2 separate regions of the Homo sapiens genome follow, and region 2 is linked to region 1. The links are chromatin contacts, found by Hi-C or POLR2A ChIA-PET in ENCODE. All regions are on one chromosome and are shown on one strand. Each heading gives the region's core, a stretch centred on a gene start or an enhancer-like site at or near the end of the contact. The rest is flanking DNA. Distances are from core to core; before and after follow the strand shown. Region 1 holds the start of GNS (glucosamine (N-acetyl)-6-sulfatase). Region 2 overlaps MSRB3-AS1 (MSRB3 antisense RNA 1).

What was found. Hi-C counts contacts between places; a loop is a spot of excess contacts on that map. ChIA-PET counts read pairs that join two places held with the same protein, here RNA polymerase II (POLR2A).
Region 2: a loop to region 1 is called in a map of ascending aorta, with 3 times the contacts of the local background. The contact joins the enhancer-like site here to the promoter of GNS in region 1. A Hi-C loop is called at or near these places in 1 of 168 maps with a recorded cell type or tissue (ascending aorta). POLR2A ChIA-PET finds 5 or more read pairs at or near these places in 1 of 52 experiments (AG04450).

What each region holds. Positions count from the first base shown.
Region 1 is chr12:64,757,988-64,760,687 of GRCh38, reverse strand. GNS (glucosamine (N-acetyl)-6-sulfatase) reads left to right here and starts at 1,282. Exons shown (of 14, transcript NM_002076.4): 1 at 1,282-1,603. The coding sequence starts at 1,412. It also overlaps a transcript of TBC1D30 not described here. RefSeq lists an enhancer at 1,856-2,700.
Region 2 is chr12:65,535,733-65,538,432 of GRCh38, reverse strand. All of the region lies in intron 2 of MSRB3-AS1 (MSRB3 antisense RNA 1), which reads left to right. Among named protein-coding and RNA genes, the nearest start is that of LINC02454, 66 kb to the left of the region's middle. RefSeq lists an enhancer at 953-2,152. Within about 2 kb of position 1,337, at least 9 of the 41 ENCODE cell types and tissues checked have a DNase peak (open chromatin) inside an H3K27ac peak, as active enhancers do; they include ascending aorta, where a contact is called at or near this core.

The sequences.
Region 1 (2,700 bases), core at 33-2,532:
TGGCAAACAGTTCAACTCAGAGAAAATACTTTTACCAGCAAGGAGGTATACCTTGTTATATCGGTCTGGGGATGTGACTTGACAGTTCACCTTGCCAGGAATATCTCTGTGATTTTTTGTTTGTTTGTTTGTTTTGAGACAAGAGTCTCGCTCTGTCCCTGAGGCCAGAGTGCAGTGGCTCACTGCAAGCTCCGCCTCCCGGGTTCAAGCGATTCTCATGCCTCAGCCTCCCGAGTAGCTGGGATTACAGGCGCCTGCCACCACGCCCAGCTAATTTTTGTATTTTAGTAGAGACGGGGTTTCCCCACGTTGGCCAGGCTGGTCTAAAACTCCTGACCTCAGGTGATCCACCCGCCTCCCAAAGTGCTGGGATTACAAGCGTGAGCCACCGCGCCCACGGTGGGCGGTGAGAGGAGAGGGGCAAAGTCTAATTATTCCAGAGCGACCACAGAAATATCTGGAGCTAGTTTCAAGGGCTATTCCCCGCTAAAGATTACTTAATAATGCAGTTGGATGACCACGTTTCAAGATTTTTGTTCGATCTGCACATCCTCCAACATGTTCCAAGAGGGTGTTTAAAAAGTCACCAAGGACCATTAGGATAACCATTAGGATAAAGCTGTCAGGACATCCCTAAATTGTTTGAAACTACGATGTCTGCTGAGGAAAGAAGAACATAATTAGGCTTTGGAGTTAAGAGAGCTAACCAGTTCCGAATTTAATGTCTGAGCCAAATGAGAATGTTAAGATTTATCTCACAAGTTGTAGAGAAAATTAAAAACGATTAAACATCCGGGCCTTGAATAAGTGCCCGTCGACTTGGGGATTAAATATGGTAGAGTCCACTTTCCTCACCAGCTGATGATAATTTCTGTTATGTACAGTCCTCCTTTCTCTTCCTTTATCGGTTGGTTAGTATTTGCCAACTCTTTCCTGCTTTTCATCTTCTCTTCCCCCCATTTAAATCTTTCCACCAAGCGCTCAGAAACACGTACGTCCTACCAGAACGCAACCCGAGCCTGCGCGAGAGGTACGTACAGGTCTTGACCTTTTCCCGGTTCTCCGCCCTTTTCCCGGTTCTCCGCCCTTTTCTCCGGTTCTCCGCCCTTTTCTCCGGTTCTCCGCCCTTTTCTCCGGTTCTCCGCCCCTTTTCCGCCACTGCCTGATGCCTCCCTCCAGGCTGCGCCAGTCCGCAGCCCCGCCCACGCCGGCCGTCACGTGACCGCGCAGCGTGCTCCGCCCCCTGTCCCTGGCTCACGTGATCGCGCCTAGGGAGAAAACGTCTGACTCCAGCCACCGGCCTTCAAGGCACGGCTTTTTATTCCTTCGGCTGGTCGGCCTCTCGCCCTTCAGCTACCTGTGCGTCCCTCCGTCCCGTCCCGTCCCGGGGTCACCCCGGAGCCTGTCCGCTATGCGGCTCCTGCCTCTAGCCCCAGGTCGGCTCCGGCGGGGCAGCCCCCGCCACCTGCCCTCCTGCAGCCCAGCGCTGCTACTGCTGGTGCTGGGCGGCTGCCTGGGGGTCTTCGGGGTGGCTGCGGGAACCCGGAGGCCCAACGTGGTGCTGCTCCTCACGGACGACCAGGACGAAGTGCTCGGCGGCATGGTAACTCTTCTGTTTCTGCCCCGCCCCTCTATCTCTTGGGCTGACTACCCGGTTTGTTGCTCTCTTTCCCGGTCCCCACCACCCTCCTCCCCGAACTGGCTGTCTTATCCTTGGGTAGGTTTGGTTTTCCCACCTGAGGCCCTTTATGCCGGTGTAAGGGACTGCAATACTCTTTTCCTTTCTGGATTGAGGCACATGCGTACAGCACACAGAGCTTCTAGTCTGGACCGTACTGCTGTGGAGTTTACGTTAATATCTCAAGATAAACATGTGGAGACCAGTGGAGGATGGGTTGAACCAATGAGGATCAGGTGCTGTCTAAGAGCACTCAAGGCCTGATTGTTTTTCTTTTGGATTAGAGGATCACAGACAAGTCCAGTCCCCTTTATGAGGGACCTAGACCACCTCCACGTTTGTGCCTGTATACAATGTCTGTATCTGATGTCAATAAAAATAAGCCTGGGCCGGGCGCGGTGTGTCACTCATGTAATCCCAGCACTTTGGGAGGCCGAGGCGGGCGGATCAGAAGGTCAAGAGATCGAGACCATCCTGGCCAACATGGTGAAACCCCGTCTCTACTAGAAATACAATAATTCTAGCTGGGCGTGGTGGCGCGCAGCTGTAGTCCCAGCTACTTGGGAGGCTGAGGAAGGAGAATCGCTTGAACCCGGGAGGCAGCAGTTGCAGTGAGCCGAGATCGCGCCACTGCATTCCAGCCTGGCGACAGAGCGAGACTCCGTCTCCAAAAAAAAAAAAAAAAAAAAAAAAAAAAAAAGGCCTGAAGTGAACTAATCTGGTAGGCCGACCGTCGAACTATTGAGGGTGTGTGTTGCCTCACAAGAATCAAGAAAATTCAATTAGTGTGATTGAACACCTGACTGTTGCATTAGAGACTGTCAGTGTTTCATTTTCTATCTAATGGGTGTTGTCACAAGACTTCATTTTTTTTCCAGAGTAAATTTTGCTTGTGTATTGCAGAATTATGGAATGTGTGACCTTTGGAAACATCCACTCCAACCCCTTCCCCATGGAGGCCCAGAAAGCAACTTGCCCAAGACATGAGTAGTTGAGGCAGAGTCCTCTGACCCTGGGTTCAG
Region 2 (2,700 bases), core at 88-2,587, 780 kb before region 1:
AACACAGTTTAAGAGCTAATAGCCACATGTAACTAATGGCTACCTGTATCCAACAGCATAGCTATAGAACATTTCCATTATTGCAAAAAGTTCTATTAGATAGGGCTAGTAAGACTCCTAACTGAGACCCCTGGAGCTCTTCACCCATCTCTGACTCTACTAGTTATTAATTGTATGACTGGGTGAATCACTCAACTTCACATGTGCGAGCTGTTCCCTCTGCCTGAAGCACTCTTCCTGCCTGTGGTATCCTAGTTAATTACTTCTCATCTTTTAAGTCTCAGCCCAATCATTATATCCCCAACTAGGTCAAGGCCTTTCATAGTACCTTGTCCAATTCCTTGTCAAGGTTGACATTTTATGTATTTTTATGTGACTACTTGATTAATATCTGTCTCTCAGATCAAATTGTTAAGTTTGGAAGGACAGGAGCATGTCTGGTTTTGTCCAGCATTGTATCTCCAATGCCTAGCAGAGTAAGTGGCATGTAGTGAGGGCACAATATTTATTGTACAAATCAATGAATAAGCCATCAGTGTCTTTGCCACAGCCACTGCAAGTGATTGGTGCTCTGCTGGACTGATACTCAGCTGAGACACTCAGGTAAGGTCACATATTTTTCACAGGATCGTCCTTTCAATTGCTCTCAATGTTCATTACCTTTCCTTTTTGCTTATGTTAAATATTCCTAACAGCACTCCTGCTGGTTCACCAGCACGGTTAAGACTTTCAAAGTGAATAAATTGACCGTGCCAGTTGAACATTCACAAAGTTGGAGATGAGCACAGCATTCCATTTAGGCTTTGAAACAGACACTATTAACCTTTGTATCTAGAAGCCACTCATCCAAACTCTTCATCAAGTCAGAAACCTGACACTGATATCCTGAATGGTTTTCTGGAAACTCCCTACTTCCAGGGTTTAACATCCAGCCCCACTCTCAGGATTATATATGGGAAGTTAGAAAACATATACGTCAATGCTCAAAAATTCTATTAATAGCCACATTTCTTCCAAGTGCCCCAGAGGTTTGCAACTGTCTGAGCAATCCTGAACATCATCCTAAGTCTCTTGTTTTAGTGGAAACTACAGGAAATGGGGGTAGTTCCAGCTGAATGTCCCCTCAAGTGTTCAGGTCTGCACATACCACAACCGCTGAGTACAGGCAGACCAAAACAGCAACAGAAAGGTCCGCCCACTTGAGCTCCTGTGAGCCTTCACGTCTGAGTTCATGTGGCTCTCACTCAGAAGCGGAAGTGGAAAACCAAATAAAGTCAACTCCATGGAGGTCCTGGGGACTTAACACTGAGCAGCCACACGAATACCAGAGTGATGCATCATGATTCATGTTATTACAATAAATGCCTAAGAAAGAAATAAGGATTTGGCACTTAGTATAAAGCATTGGCAAGACAGCTCAAAGTTTTCTGCCTGTTGTAAAGCATAGCCTGGGACATTTTCTTTCATTGAGCAATATGCATTAGCAATGTTATCTAGGGTAGTAAAGGAGTTACTCATAAAGCTTTATTAAGTGATGTCAAGACTCCTTCCTCCCTGCGTTCTTTTCTTCTCTGGGACAGGCTATAGAAAAGACATTAAGTTTTTATTTTCATTTTTTTCCCAGTGTGTCTATGCCAGCCTGATATTAGAGGATGAAACACATACCTAAAGGATTAACAATCTAGAAATCACCTTTCCCAAAGTGATTCACATTGGGAAAGAAGTGCTGAAAAGCAAAACAGGTACCCTCTTGACTTAATACTGTTCATATTAACAGAATAGGCTCTGTAAAATACAGAAACAAGTCACGTCAGAGAGCATTCTTTACAGCAACATTTAGGGAATAATGGGGAAAAAACGAACTCCAGCTAGTTCTCTAGGTCTTCATGAGCAATGGAAAGGGTGTGATGCCTCACCAGGAAAGGGTTTTTTTTTACTTAGAAAAACAAAATAATTAAACTTTCATCTCCACGGTGGCTCAGCCAGCTGGTGGTGGCCCAGCAAACACATCCATGCTGGTGCATTTATGATGGACATATCATTGCTGCCAAATCAACTGTGTGATGACTTGTGTCACTCTTCAAGGCAGCTGACATACATAGGGAAGGTGTAGGCTATTTATCTTATACACAGAGTGAACACCTCCCTTGTGGATGGCCTGATGGGGTGTATTCTTGGTTTAGAATCAAAGACTTGAAAGGGACCTTGGGAAAAATTCATCTTCTTTTCTCCCTTCTAATGTGAGAGTTGCCTAGACAGCATCTCCCACAGTTTTGCCGATCTACATTCTCAATCAACATGAGTCAGAGGAGAGATCAAGGAGAAGAGGAACATATTTGGAGGGCAATGGCTGTCCACTGCAAAGAAAGGCCTTCCACCTTCTCTCCCCAGGGTTCCCCACTTCCTCATGGTCTTGCCTGCTTCTAGGTTTTTGCATGTGCGGTTCTTTCTACTTAAGACCCACTCCACCTCCAATTCATCAACATCCTTGCCTGGCTAATTCCTACTTTCCTTGTAGGCCATCCCTTCTGCCAAGAAGCCCTCTCTGACTTGGCAAGATTAGTTCAGGTGCTGCCACTCCTCTGACTCTTCCCACTAGGGTGACCAACTGTCTGTTTGCTTGGGACAGAAAGACTTCCTGGAATGTGGGCTTTTAGTGTTAAAATCAAGATAGTCCTGGACAAATCAGAACAGTCACCC